Regions from separate parts of the Homo sapiens genome. Here region 1 is linked to region 2. The links are chromatin loops, found by intact Hi-C in ENCODE. Cell type or tissue: psoas muscle. All regions are shown on one strand. Links, peaks and the distances in the headings refer to the core of each region. The heading gives the core; the rest is flanking DNA.

The links. Peaks named below come from ENCODE experiments on the same cell type or tissue, not always from the same donor. Only the 100,000 strongest peaks of a DNase experiment are listed, where the experiment ranks them.
Region 1: it touches region 2 in a loop (6-fold over the local background); 25 of 110 quality-filtered maps call a loop at or near these places.

Annotation. Positions count from the first base shown.
Region 1 is chr3:195,446,336-195,453,287 of GRCh38, forward strand. No RefSeq gene overlaps it. Among named protein-coding and RNA genes, the nearest start is that of ACAP2, 6.8 kb to the left of the region's middle. In psoas muscle, for the core only: no CTCF peak of the experiment used is centred there; a DNase peak (open chromatin) is centred at 4,636.
Region 2 is chr3:195,517,848-195,526,799 of GRCh38, forward strand. PPP1R2 (protein phosphatase 1 regulatory inhibitor subunit 2) reads right to left here. Exons shown (of 6, transcript NM_006241.8): 3 at 6,972-7,049; 4 at 5,845-5,939; 5 at 1,171-1,338. It also overlaps the pseudogene RNU6ATAC24P. Among named protein-coding and RNA genes, the nearest start is that of PPP1R2, 21 kb to the right of the region's middle. In psoas muscle, for the core only: a CTCF peak has its summit at 4,603 (motif pointing left); no DNase peak of the experiment used is centred there.

The sequences.
Region 1 (6,952 bases), core at 1,813-6,812, 72 kb before region 2:
AGAAACTCAGGCAACTCTTAGGACTGGTTTTCTCTCTTGTCATCTGCATCCTCTCTCTTTCCTACTTGCCCAACCCCATCAACTTTCCTTTCTGCTTTCCTCTAGGTTCTGTTCCCCTGTGAACCTGGTTTGCATACAATCTATCATTGCTACTGATTCCTCTAGAGGCTCCCAGTGGGTAATATAAAACAATGAAACTTTCCAGGTGTGAGCAGCATGCGGTGGTGGAGGCTATGACGAACAGAAAGCATGTGCCCTGTGTCCTTCTCAGCTCCAGTCAGTTCCTGCCATACCAGACCTCAGATTTAATGAGAGACGCCAAACAGCCAGATTTTCATGTGAAATCTCCCTGTTTTCAAATATTGACAAGCCTTTCAAAATATTACAGAACATTGCACAGGTTATAAAAATAAGTTTCAGGGCCACTCTGCAACCTCTGCTAGATATTTCTTGACAATTCTTTTTTTTTTTTTCTCCTTTTTTCTGAGATGGAGTTTCGCTCTTGTTGCCCAGGCTGGAGTGCAATGGCACAATCTCAGCTCACTGCAACCTCCGCCTCCCGGGTTCAAGAGATTCTCCTGTCTCCGCCTCCTGAGTAGCTGGGATTACAAGCTCATGCCACTATGCCCGGTTAATTTTTGTATTTTTAGTAGAGACAGGGTTTAGCCATGTTGGCCAAGCTGGTCTCAAACTCCTGACCTCAAGAGATCCGCCCACCTCGGCCTCCCAAAGTGCTGGAATTACAGGCATGAGCCACTGCGCCTGGCTGACAATTCTTTATACAGCCTTTCAACTTCGGCTCCTGGTGTTAATTGCTTAAATCTGTTTCCCAACTCACAGATCCCAGGAGACAATTACATTAGCCCAGCTCATCTTTTCATATCAGTCCACACAGGTAGTGGGTCCCTGGCAAGCCAAGAGAGGGATGGAATCACTCAACCTAATCATTTCTGCAGGGATGGGGGCTGCATGATGGCTGACTAGTAGTCAAGGCAATTTCCCTGTAAGAAAATGTTGATAGCTCGGCCCCATAAAACACAGCTAGTAAACACTCACGTTCATCCAGGACTTCGGCTCCTGACTCACAGTCCTTCATCCCAACTTCCACCATCAACTAAGGTGACATCAACATTCACTCATTTTTCTTTCATTCAATAATATTCATTGAGCATTTATTCTGGCCAGACCTTATAATAGGCTCTGAGAGGCTGGGCACGGTGGCTCACGCCTGTAATCCTAGCATTTTGGGAGGCCAAGGCGGGCAGATCACTTGTGGTCAGGAGTTCAAAACCAGTCTGGCCAACATGGTGAAACCCCATCTCTACTAAAACTACAAAAATTAGCCAGGTGTGGTGGCACTGTGCCTGTAATCCCAGCTACTTGGGAGGGCTGAGGCAGGAGAATTGCTTGAACCAGGGAGGCGGAGGTTGCAGTGAGCTGAGATCATGCTATTGCACTCCAGCCTGGATGACAAGAGGGAAACTCCATCTCAAAAAAAAAAAAAAAAAAAGGCCAGATGCGGTTGCTCACGCCTGTAATCTCAGCACTTTGGGAGGCCAAGGCGGGTGGATCACCTGAGGCCAGGAGTTTAAGACCAGCCTGACCAACATGGTGAAACCCTGTCTCTACTAAAAATACAAAATTAGCCAGGTGTGGTGGCGCATGTCTTTAATCCCAGGTACTTGGGAGGCTGAGGCAGGAGAATCGCTTGAACCTGGGAGGTGGGGGTTGCAGTGAGCCGAGATCGCACCATTGCACTCCAGCATGGGCAACAGAGTGAGACGCTGTCTCTAAATAAATAAATAAATAAATAGACTGTGAGACTTATAGGTGAGATAAATAATCTTTTCCCCCTACAACTCTCAGACTATGGTAAGTTCTGTGCCAGCAGTCTTTGAGTATTTACAGTGGCCTACTGTAATCTGATAGTCATTTCTCCTAAGGAAGGAAATTAGTGTTCTCATACCTCCATAGATATGAAGAATCTTAAAAAAGTAAGATCTAAGAAAAGGTGAGGAATGTCTTTCAAAGGGTCAAAGGACTGTTAGTCACAAGGAACTATTTTGACTGAAGCACAGAAGCAAGAGAAACACATGGTCTTCAAGCATGGTAAATCGAGAATATGGCTTTAGAAAAGAAGAAATGAATTTCTGATACATACACTATCTGTATCAGAAAGGATCGTACACCATCAATATAGACATTACAAAGAACCTTGTATGCCATGCTAAGGACTGTGTATATTAAAGCGAAGGAAAGCCACTGGAAGAATTTAAGCCTGGGAGTGACATAATCTTATTTGCATCTTAATGGAGAGTGGGACATTTTCAACTGATGCAATTGCAAGCAAGAGATGTTTAAGAAATAAAATTGAGGCCTGGGCGCGGTTACTCACGCCTGTAATCACAGCACTTTGGGAGGCCGAGGCGGGTGGATCACAAGGTCAGGAGATGGAGACCATCCTGGCTAACACGGTGAAACCCCTTCTCTACTAAAAATACAAAAAATTAGCCAGGCGTGGTGGCGGGCGCCTGTAGTCCCAGCTACTCGGGAGGCTGAGGCAGGAGAATGGCGTGAACCCGGGAGGCAGAGCTTGCAGTGAGCCGAGATGGCAGCACTGCACTCCAGCCTGGGCGACAGAGCAAGACTCCATCTCAAAAAATAAATAAATAAATTAATTAATTAATTAATTTAAAAAATTGAAAGAATCTGATGGCCAACCAAATGTGGGGAGAAGGAAAAAATAAAGACAACTCCTCGGATGACTCCAGGTTGCAGATCTGGGTGACTGGGTAATAGGTAGTGCTATTCATAGAAAGGGGAGAAAGTTTATCTCAAAATATGTTGCTTCAGAAAGTCCTTAAATGTTCTCATCTTATACCATTTTCTCACCCAGAACATCCCATGCACAAGCTCAGCATAGATGTCTCTAGTTGTCTCATTCCCATATATTCACTTCATACTCACGTTCCCACTCCCACCCCCATGCCAGTATTCCTTTTTTCTCCCAGGCTGTTGGTATACCACCCTGTCTCTCCCTCCACCTCAGGGCAGTTTCATACCCACAGCTCGGGATTGATCCAAGCATTTTCCTTCTGCTTTCTCCTCTCCTAGTTGCTGAGCAAGATTAGAAATAATTTCTATTGTAAAGCAGCAGGAAGCCATTGGAAAAATCTAAACAGAGGAATGGTATCATCTGATTTGTGCTGGAGTGCACTGGTGTGATCATAAGTCACTGCTGCCTCGACCTCCCAGACTCAAGTGATCCTCCATCCTCAACCTCCCGAGTAGTTGGAAGTACAGGTGCACGCCACACGCCTGGCTAATATTTGTACGTTTTGTAGAGGTGGGTCTCACTGTGTTGCCTGGGGCTGATCTGGAACTCCGGAGCTCAAGTGATCCTCCCTGCCTCAGACTCCCGAAGTAATTACAAGTATGAGCTGCTGTACGTGGCCTGATTTGTATTTTAAGGGGGAATAAGTAGGCAAATGGGTGAAGGCTTTTAGGGAGACTCTATCATTGCATTCACCAGCACATGAGACTCTATCACTGAGTCTCCATCACTGTGTTCACCACCACATACTTAGGATTTGCAACTGTCTTTTTTTTTTTTTTTTGAGATGGAGTTTTGCTCTTGTCGCCCAGGCTGGAGTCCAGTGGCGCAATCTTGGCTCACTGTAACCTCCACCTCCCAGGTTCAAGTGATTCTCATGCCTCAACCTCCCGAGTAGCTAGGATTACAGGTGCCCACCACCACACCCAGCTAATTTTTCTATTTTTAGTAGAGACGGGGTTTCACCACGTTGGCCAGGCTGGTCTCAAACGCCTGACCTCAGGTGATCCACCTGCCTCGGCCTCCCAAAGTGCTGGGATGACAGGCGTGAGCCACCGCGCCTCATCTCAACTGTCTTTGTATTATTTATCTGTGACCAGTTCCCTGGCCCACTGGCACAATGGCTGTTCTCAAACCTTGCTGCTCTCCTCAAGCCTCCCAGCAAATGTGCCCCACCCCACTCATGATTTGCAAACAACATTGGGTCCTCAAAAAGAAAATAAGAGTCATTAGGAACACTCTTCTACCCCCAGCCCACATACTCATCTATGTTCGCACTTTTCTTACTTCTTACCCACCTATCTCAGAGGAAGGTGGCATCTCTTTCTGCCACTCCTGATCTGTGCTCTAGGGAATCCACCCCTTCTGTTCTCTTTGGAGAATGGCTCTATCAATTATCCCCTCCTTCTCTGTACCTTCAAACTCTCAACTGACCATTCTTCTGTCTTTGGAAGAAAGAGAAGAAAATCATACACCGTCTGTATCAGAAAGGATTATTTTTGTTGTAAGAGAAACTATGTGAGTTAATGAAAACAAAGGGTTCATGATGGGTTAGTTTCACCCAGAACCAGATGGCTGGCTTTCCTTGAAACTTGAGAAGGATTTAGAACGAGGGCCTGTAAAGCCGGCAGCTCCTTCCTGTCTGCCCATTTCCACATCTGCAGCTTACTTCATCTGACTCTCCAGGCAGCAGCTCCCAACACTACCCAACCAACCGGAGAGGATGGGCTTTCTCTCTAGGCCCCAAATCTAAATTTCTTGGAGGAAGTATTGGCCCACCTTGGATGCTGTACCCCGCACAGAGGCCAATCAACTACAGTCAAGGAGGCAGCTGTGTACAAACATGGCTCCTGAGAGTCTGCCCCTGTGACCTTGTAGTTGGGAAATCTCTTAGCCAAGAAGGGGGACATGTGAGTTGGAAAAATTCCCCTCTGACTATTGCCAAATCTCCTTCCGTTGCTTTATATCTAAGACTCTTTAACAGCACAGTCTCCACTCCCTACTCCACAGTTTCTCCTCCCATTCATTCCAATATCCTCTGCATTCTGTTCTCCACTCTCTCCAACACCCCTGCTCCCTACCAACTGTTTCAGGAAGGTCACTTTCCAACGGCCAAACCCAAAGCACACTTTCAGTACTTGTTTTCCTGACGTCTCCTCAGCATTTGCCACTGTTTCCAAGTCTTTCCACCTGGGAAACTCATGCCACTTTCCTGCTTAAGATTCTTCAAGGGTTGGTCATTGCCTAAGCTATCATTTTTCAGCTTTCCCTAACTATGAAACCCTTTATTTAAAAGAAAAAGTATTTCACTGATGCCCACCATTAAGTAGGCAAAAGCAGAGTTGGTGAGGTTGAAACAGGAATGGGAGACCCAGAGCCTTGCCCGCCTGGCCCCACTGCCCACCCCCGGATGGCCCCTGTGTGGACTCCAAGGAGCACTCACAGCTCCACTGAGTATAGTTGGAAAACCACAGGTCTGTAGGATAAACACTGAATTTCTAATTTCACAAATAAGGTCCCTTCAATATCCAGCACCTGCCAACCTTTCCTGCCTTCTTTGCTGCCAGTCTCTCTACTGCAAATAGGTTCATCCATCCATGAAGGAGTTGAATGCTCTCGCTTGTTTCAGCGTGCCTCTCTCTCACGCCCACCTGGGTACACAATGTTTCTTCAGCCTGAATGGGCCTTCTCCCTTTTGTGGACCTGGTGAACTCCCCTTTATTATTTAAAATTTGGCTTAAATGGAATCTCCTCAGGTACTTTCCCATCACAGTGATGTGACTTTGGGATTCCGGTTGTTCTGTCACCTGTTGTACATAGTGTTGGAACAGGGTTCAGTTCAGTATTACAATTTGAGATTTTTATGTCTGTATACTTGCTAGACCTTCTGGGTGGTGATGTTATGTTCATTTCATCTTTGTAGCTCTAGAACCTAGCCCAGCACCTGATACTCTTAGGTGTCTTAGTCAGCTTTATGTTGCTTATAACAAAATCCCTGAATCTAGGTAATTTGTAAAGGAAAAGATTTATTTCTTACAGTTATGGAGACTGAGAAGTCCAAGGTCTTCTCGGGGGGCAGGCTGCACCTTGTGAGAACCTTCTTGCTGGTGGGGACTCCGTGGCGTCCCCAAGGTAGGGCAAGGGATCACGTGGTGAGAGGCTGAGCGTGCTAATGCTTGCTCAGGTTTCTCTCCTCTTTTTTTTTAATTTTCAAAGTTTATTTACTATTAATCATTTTTGAGACAGGGTCTCACTCTGTCACCCAGGCTGGAGTGCAGCGGCGTGATCACAGCTCACTGCAGCCTCATCCTCCAGGTCTCAAGCAATTCTTCCATCTAGGCTTCCAGAGTAGCTGGGACTATAGTTATGCACTACCACACTCAGCAAATTTATTTTTTTTATTTATGTTTTTGAGATGGAGTCTCACTCTGTTGCCCAGGCTGGAGGGCAGTGGTGCAATCTCAGCTCACTGCAACTTCTTCCTGCTGGGTTCAAGCGATTCTCCTGCCTCAGCCTCCCAAGTAGCTGGGACTACAGGCATGCGCCACCATGCCAGCCTAATTTTGTACTTTTAGTGGAGATGAGGTTTCACACTGTTGACCAGGCTGGTCTCAAATCCTGACCTCAAGTGATCTGCCCATCTTGGCCTCCCAAAGTGCTGGGATTACAGGCGTTAAGCCGCCACGCCTGGCTTCTAAATGTTTTGTAGAGACATGATCTTGCGTTGCCCAGGCTGGTTTTTAACTACTGCACTCAAACAATCTCCCACCGTGACCTCCCAAAGTGTTGGGATTACAGGCATGAGCCACCGGGCTCAGCCTCTTTTCTTCCCCTTCTTATGAAACCACCAGTTCCACTCTCTTGATGACCCATTAATCCATTAACGCATTAGTCCATTAGCCCATGAATCCATTCATGAGGGCAGAGCTCTCACTCTCCAACCACCTCTGAAATGCCCTTTCAATACTGCCAGACTGGGATTAAATTTCTAACACATGAGATTTAGGGGACACAGCCAAACCATAGCACTAGGTGCCTAATAAATATTGAATGAATAGATGTTTTCTTCTCCCAGTGTGATTCTGCTTCTGTAATTACTTGTGCACATGCGTACATTTA
Region 2 (8,952 bases), core at 2,419-7,418:
ATGAAATAGACTAAAAGGTTGAAGCATATTACGGAATAACAAAAAGTACTGTAATCCTGACACTATGAGACAGCAACTCATCAGGCTGTATCATAGAATTATTCATATTTAATACTATGCTTACCAAAATGGTAATACAATAATTATTTAATTTCCTAAGACTTAACCATTCTGGGCACCACAAATAACATCAGTTACGCCTCCACTGAAAAGTATGAAGTTTGTAAGTACAAGGAGTAGGTGGTGGGCACAAAAAATCTCCATTAGTGATGCAGAAGATTCACTTCATTAAATACCAGAGTAACAGTTCATAAAAAATAAATAAAACCTATTTCCTATGACAGATCAGGAGTTGCTAGGCTGCAGGGGCTGGGTGTCTAAGACTTAAAAAAAAAATAAAAACAAAAACAGTTAAATAACTTGTCAATCCAACAGTCAAAAGAATCCGTATTGGAAAGATATGACATACTTTGTATCTAACGGGATGTAAAACCAAATCTTCCATACTAAAAACATGTTTCAGGCTGGGCGCGGTGGCTCATGCCTGTAATCCCAGCACTTTGGGAGGCCGAGGCGGGCGGATCACAAGGTCAGGAGATTGGGACCATCCTGGCTAACATGGTGAAACCCCATCTCTACTAAAAATACAAAAAATCAGCCAGGCGTGGTGGCAGGCGCCTGTAATCCCAGCTACTCGGGAGGCTGAGGCAGGAGAATGGCGGGAACCCAGGAGGCGGAGCTTGCAGTGAGCCGAGATCACGCCACTGCACTCCAGCCTGGGTGACAGAGCGAGACTCTGTCTCAAAAAAAAAAAAAAAGTTTCATTTAAAAATTTTAAATTTTAGATCGTTATGACAAATACAACATGACCTAAAATATTCAAAACAAAATATAGCTTAATATGAAGACAAACATCCTTGCCTAAAGGCAAGTAAACCATAAGAAAGCCATATAATAAAACATATGGTCTAAAATCAAATCAACTCTAGGTATAAAAACTTTATTATTCTGAAATTGGCCATGCGGGTTAAAACTTTAGAAACATTTGGTATAATAAAGCGAATCTCAGCAAAATTTTCTGTTTTTTCACAAGTTTAAAGCAAAATAAAGTACATTATCTTAGGCATAGACCATTACAAAAGTCTCAGTGACATTTTCCAAACATCTAACCTTGATTTGATTCTTCCGTATTCATGCTTTCTCCATCTGCAGTCTCTAACATTTCTTCATCTTCATCATCATCATGTAGGTCTTTTGAAATTAATTGTCTGGCTAGTTTGATATTGAGTCCTTCATTGTAGTGAAGCTTCCTTTTCATTTCAAATTGTCGCTTTTTTTCTATAAGATGCAAAATGTAAACTTAGGAAGTTTGAGCTCAAGGATTGGCCCATGCCTGTTTTATAAATAAAATTTTATTGAAACAGTGATGCTCATTTGTTTTTGTCATGCTTAAGGCTGCTTTTGTGTTCAATGGCAGAGTTGAGTAGTTCGTAATAGAGACCACTGGGCCCTGCAAAATTTAAAATATTTACTATCTGGCATTCATCTCAATGGAAGAACAAGAATATATCCAGCCATTAGAAATTATATTTGTGAAGAAAGATTAAAGCTATGGGAAAATTATCCAGAAAGAGTTAAATGGTGACAAAAGAGCGAGTTACAACACCATATACTATATTTACTATGTACAATGCCTGTCACATACACACACAGAGAGAAAAATAAGACTCAGCAATTAACAGTGTTTAATTCTGAGTCAAGGAACAATGAAGTAGTTTTAATATTTTATTATTTTCTATTTTTATAATTAAGAAAAAATCCTTTAAAACAATTCTTACCTGTTAAGAAACTGCCATGATTTAAGACATTGTTGGCTAAAAACGTAACCTCATTTTCAGAGTAATTTTAAGAAAAACGTATTATAAAGTAATGGTGAAGTGACTCCAAAATATTTCATTTTAGTCTTCACCATAGAAACATAAAGCTGGCAGCAACACAACTGATCACACTAGAGCAACTATTTATGAATACATAATTTTAAGGTTTTTAACTTCCTTAGATCAGAAAATTAAAAAAAAAAAAAAACAACAGAAAAGGGGGGGCCAATATAAAATTGCCAGCTATTTTACCAATGAACAGCATTAAAATTATTCACCGTTGTTTTATTTTTTCTTTTTTTCAAGATGGAGTTTCACTCTAATTGCCCAGGCTGGAGTGCAATGTGCAATCTTGGCTCACGGCAACCTTAGCCTCCTAGGTTTAAGCGATTCTCCTGCCTCAGTCTCCCGAGTAGTTGGGATCACAGGCATGTGCTACCACTCCTGGCTAATTTTGGTAGTTTTAGTAGAGACGGGGTTTCATCATGTTGGCCAGGTTGGTCTCCAACTCCTGACCTCAGGTGATCCGCCTGCCTTGGCCTCCAAAAGTGCTGGGATTACAGGCATGAGCCACTGCGCCTGGCTTCACCATTGTTTTATTAAAAATTTCATCAAAATATTTCAATGTCAAAAATGCACAGAGGCCAGATGCTGGGGCTCATGCCTGTAATCCCAGGAGTTCAAGACCAGCCTGGGCAACATGGCAAGAACCTATCTCTACAAAAAAATTACAAAAAATTAGCTGGGTGTGGTAGTACACGACTGTGGTCCCAGCTACTGGGAAGGCTGAGATGGGAGGACTGGCTAAGCTTAGAAGGCTGAAACTGCAGTGAGCCGCGACTATGCCACTGCACTCCAGCCTGGGTTGACAAGTGAGACCGTAGCTCAAAAATTTATTTATTTACTTTTTAAAAAGCAGAGACATCTCTCAATAAGGGTATTTACAGTACTTTCTTCTTTTTTTTAAATTTTAATTTTTAGAGATGAGATCTCACTGTTGCCCAGGCTGGCTTCCAACTTCTGGGCTCAAGCAGTCCTCCTACCTCAGCCTCCCAAGTAACTGGAACTACAGATGCGTGCCACCACACCTGGCCTCCAAAGTACTTTCTCTTTGTTTGATTTTTACTAGAGACGGGGTTTCACCATGTAGGTCAGGCTGGTCTTGAACTCCTGACCTCAAGTGATCCACCTGCCTCAGCCTCCCAAAGCACTGGGATTACAGGTGTAAGACACCGCACCTGGCCAGTACTTTCTTAATTCCCTAAGCTTTTATCAACATCTATACTTATATTTTTAAAACTTATACTGAAGTCCGGGCGCAGTGCTCACGCCTGTAATCCCAGCACTTTGGGAGGCCGAGGAGGGCGGATCATGAGGTCAGGAGTTTGAGAACATCCTGGCTAACATGGTGAAACCCCGTCTCTACTGAAAATACAAAAAATTTGCTGGGCGTGGTGGCACACGTCTGTAATCCCAGCTACTCAGGAGGCTGAGGCAGGAGAATCACTTGAACCTGGGAGGTGGAGGTTGCAGTGAGCGAAGATCGCGCCACTGCACTCCAGCCTGGGCGACAGAGCAGGACTCTGTCTCAAAAAAAAAAAAAAAAAAAAAAAAGAACTGCAATAATTACCCAGTTTAGACAATAAAGTATATGAACATACAGTAAACATTCTGCCATAATGATTTATGTAATTTTAAAATCGTTACAAGTTGTTGAGTCATAATTTAATTCCCTATTTTTGGTTAAAGATTTCTGATTTCCTTCATGTTTTCAATGTTTCTTTTGGTTTGTTTTTATTTTGTGAAGGTATATCAGCAATTTTCAATGTTTTTAAGACTATATATATAAAATATATTGTGCATTTGTTCTATTATTTTCTCAGTATGAGCCAGTGTTTTTGAAACTGTGCATCATGATTATTTATGTACTTATTTATTTTTTTAAAGACAAAGTCTCACTCTGTCACCCAGCCTGGAGTGCAGTGGCATGATACCGGCTCACTGCAACCTCCACCTCCCAGGTTCAAGCAATTCTTGTGCCCCAGCCTCCCGAGTAGCTGGGATTAGAGGCGCCCACCACCATGCCTGGCTAATTTTTGTATTTTTAGTAGAGATGGGGTTTCGCCATGTTGGCCAGGCTGGTCTCAAACTCCTGGCCTCAAGAGATCCTCCTGTCTCAGCCTCCCAAAGTGCTGGGATTACAGGCATAAGCCACCAAACCCGGCCATCATGATTCTTAATAAGTCATAACTAACATTTAAAAAGGTTAAGGCAGACTATTTATATGAATACAACAAGTGAATTATTCTTTTTATACCTACTTTTACTTTTTATGGGGGAATATCTTAAGTTGTTAAAAGTTAGTATTTAGTGAGTGCTCACAATATGCCAAGATCAGTGATAAGTGCTTTAAATGCTTTAACTCATTTAGTAGTCACCAAAATATTTTTACAGCTGCCAATTTAGAAATGAGAAAACGGAGGCTCGGAGAAATTATGCAAATTAGCCAAGTGGCATACCTGGAGCACAAACTTAGGTTTGTCTGTCTTCTTAGACAATAATCTTAATTGTTATGCTGTGAGTTACAGTTTTTCTCCCTAAGCTATCTACTGTCAATAGACAACAATTTTTCAGCCACGTAACATCTATATAATTCAGTAATAACCCCACCAGTGGAAAATGAATTAATGAAATTATAATTAGTCAAATGGCTCCCCCTGCTGGTTGACTCATGAAATCACAACTTGAGAAAAACATCCCTCAATTAAAACTGACATTAACAAAAAATTCCTTATTCTCAACAGATCATGTTTTTAGAGAGTAATGAGGAAACAAACTCCAGAAACTATTTCTATTTGAAATACTTTTCAAGGATCTTTTGGGGTATATTTTGGGAAAATAAATGGAAAGTCACTGAAAGTTGAGATACAATACAACTTGAGAATATGCTACATGTAAAATTTCTCTCGTACAAATATTAGGCTCAGCCCATCATAGCTCTGTTGAACAGGCTATATTCTGAAGATGATAGGAAAGACTAGTAAATGATATCTTAGCAGCTACACGACAAAGATCCTTCGTTCTAAAGTTTCTCAGCTTCTTCACGGTACAGGAGGTAGTCCCTACGCCACAACACTTCAAGTAGGTTTCTACCATATTTTCCTTCTTCCTCTTTTTTGTGAGTATGTGCTTTTCTTATATCTTTCCCCTCTACCCACAAGCTTGGATTTTCCTTTAAAAATAGTTGCAAATAAACTATACACAATTTTTTAACTCCTGAGAAGATTATATATTCACATGAATCAAAAAGTATAAAATGCAACAAGATAAGACATACTCCTTTTCTCCCAGCCTCCACGGGTAACCACTTTTACTTGTGGAAACAGAAAGCACGAGCAGGCAGCAATGCCTTAAATGTGTATGTGCTGAATGGCCTACGAGACCCTCTTCCATCCCTGTGAAGGGGAGGGCTGTCTCCATCTCCCTTCCTGTGACACTACTGCTCCTTTTGATTGATGGGACCTAATAAAGACCTTCACTCTGCATCTGATCATCTTGGTTCATTTGTTAAGTTGCATCACTGTCCAACAACACAAAAAGCATAAGCAACTGGGAAATTAGCTCTTTCAGCTACCCACTTTAAGACCGTCCAAACGCTCAATGACTTGAAATGCATTAATTTAAAAAGTATTTACTGAGTATCTACTCTGCACTAAAAAGTACAAAGAAAATAATACTTATAATTACTTTAAAGATGGTAATACTTCCCCATATTCTTGAAATCAGGGGTAAAAAACTATTACACAACAAAACACACAAGTAGTATCTGAATTATAAAGATGTTGCTTTCATTCTCCTCCCCTGTGTGTCCCCAAAATGAAAACCATTTGCTCATCTTCCAAATAATGGATTTATCTTAGCAAAAATTACTAGCACCATGATGAAAGCAGTAAAGGAAATAAACTACCTCGTTCTTCAGGTGAGAGGTCACTATCCTCCTCTCCACTGCTTTCTTGTTCCTGAATCCGATACTTTGGCTCCAAGCCTTCAGCTGCAGCTAATCTATGCAACAATCATGTACAAAGAAATTAACAGTGATGTTTTGATATTATTTAAGCGCCTTATTCAACTGTTGATTCTTACAAAAACATCTGAAGATCATTAATGTGCTAGCTATAACCTGATGAGGAAAATAAAAGGCAAGAGAGCAGAAACGTGCCGGGCATGGTGGTACACGCCTGTGGTCCTAGCTATTTGGAAGGCCGAGGTGGGAGCACTAGTTAAACCCAGGAGTTTGAGGTTGCAATGAGCTTTGATTGCGCCTCTGCACTCCAGCCTGAGTGATAGAACAAGGCCCTGTCTCAAAAAAAAAAAAAGAATAAAAAGAGTAGAAATGGGCATAGACAAGAACAGTGGAATGGGTGCTAGAAATCAGTAAGTAGCAAAGGAAGAGTGCTTTTATGAATTAACTTATTTTTGCCTTTCTCACTGCTACCTTTAAAAACAGGAAGCAGGGGCCAGGCGCGGTGGTTCACCCCTGTAATCCCAGAACTTTAGGAGGCTGAAACCAGCGGATCTCTTGAGGTCAAGAGTTCGAGACCAGCCTGGCCAATATGGCAAAACACTGTCTCTACTAAAAATACAAAAATTAGCCAGGCTTGGTGGCATGGGCCTGTAATCCCAGCTACTACTGGGGAGGCTGAGGCACGAGAATTGCTTGAACTTGGGAGGTGGAGGTTGCAGTGAGTTGAGATCACACCACTGCACTCCACCCTGAATGACAGAGCGAGACTCTGTCTCAGAAAACAAATAAAACCCCCCACAGGGAAGTGACACATTTCAGTATCCCAAGTGCAGGTACGCTGGTCTTCCTGCCACCTACATACCTTGATTTTAATCAAGAGACAAGACTATAAAAGTTGGTGACTCAGAAGGTGAAAAAAGGGGGAAAAAAGGAAAAAAAAGTCGGCATAAAACATGTTGATCAACAGCCTTTTCTTCCCGCTCATACAGGGACAGCCACGCAGGCTGCTTTCAACTCTGCACGATTATAAACAGCCTAAGTGAAAATGTGCTCCGGTCATTAGTACTTACTTCCTGGCTAAGATGTCTGGCGCCATGGCTTCAGTGGCCTCGGTGTCACTACAGGCATCTTCATCATCCCCCATCATACTAGTATGACAAGCACATTGTAATTAATACCTGAAACATACATTTTCAGCCACAAAAACAAGGGAGAAAAACAATTCCATCAACCTACTTAACATATCAATATATTTATAGCTCTGTTGATATCTTTGAGGTTTAACTTTATATAGTTCCTATTCAATACAAATACTTAAAAGTACAGCACCCAATCAAGAAAAGACTCCAAATGATTAAAAAAAACACATAAATACAGTCTGCCTGCCATATCCACAGGATCCACATCCATGAATTCAACCGTGGATTGAAAATAGCCAGAGAAAAGTAAAATTTCCTCTGTACTAAACATGTAGACTTTTTTCTTATCATTATTCCCTAAATGATACAGTGTGTAACAACTATTTGCACAGTATTTACATTTTATTAGGTAATATAACTAACACAGAGATGATTTAACACATACAGGAGGATGTGCATAATTATATACATCTACAATGCCATTTTATATCAGAGACTTGAGTGTCTGAGGATTTCGGTATCTGAGGGAGGTCCTGAAACCTCCATGGATAATGAGGAATAACTGTACTGAAAACGTAAATGATCTGGAAAAAAAAATACTACAAAGTTCCAATTATTCCATCCAGTGGGAAGGAACAAGTAATGCAAAGTAAATCACTGTCTGGTTTTAGAACATGTATTTCTACATCAATCTTAAGATAGAGACAAAAGATCTACGCAGACACAAGACTGAGTAAAGTAACAAAATTCGATCCCAAAGATCTAATTTCGGAAGTTTACAAGTGATTTAGCTTTCTCACTCTACCCTCTAATGAAAAATTTGCTCCCCACTTCAATGCAAAAATGGGCAACCTTAATTCTTAAGCCACTGCAAAGTATATAAAGCAGAACTCAGCTATTTATAAAATACTGCCAGTTTATACATTTCCTGGTTAATTAAGGTGACAAGTAAGTCTATAGTTTAGATGACGTTCTTTTTTCTAAGGGAAGTTGAAATTGATCTATGTTATTGAGTTTAATCAAGCAAAGTAAGGTAAAATAAACATTTTGTTAATTTATAGAATCGTTCTATAGAAAATTCTAGTTGTAAAATTTACTGAATTATGTTTATATATGTACATGTATACAGAAGCAATAACTTCTTGTATACTAACTGTGAGATTCTTAGATAATAAGACATGATGTTTCTATAAAAAGCATCTTCACTTAAATAAAATTTTTTTTTTTTTTGAGACAGGGTCTCATTCTGTCACCCAGGAGTACAGTGGCACCATCACGGCTCACTACAGCCTCAATTTCCCGGGCTCAAGTGATACTCCCACCTAAGCCTCTTGTGTAGCTGGGACTACAGGCATGTGCTACCATTCCTGGCTTAATTCTTTTTATTTTTTGTAGAGACGGGGTCTCTCTATGTTGCCCAGGCTCATCTCCAATTCCTGAGCTCAAGCAATCCTCCCACCTCAGCCTCCTAAAGTGCTGGGATTACAAGGATGAGCTACCATGGCTGGCCAAATGAAACTCTCAAAAAGAAAAAAGAAAGTCATGGAAAGAAATGATAAAACTGAGCAGTGAACTGATAAAAGCAGGACACAGGTTATCTCTGCATGCACATAGCCTCAATTACTTAGGGACCAAATAACTTTTCTGGTTATTTGAATGGCAAATATCTACCATTCAAATTATATTTATAAACAGTCAAAAAATAATGGCCATAGCTATTCTGAAATTTTTTTTCTTTTTCTTTAGAGATAAGGTCTCCCTCTGTCATCCAGGCTGGAGTGCAATGACGTGATCATGGCTAATTGCAGCTACAACCTCCAGGGCTCAGACAGTCCTCCTGCCTCAGCCTCCTAGCTAGCTGGGACTACAAGTACACACCACCACCTCTGGATAATTTTACTTTTTTTATTTG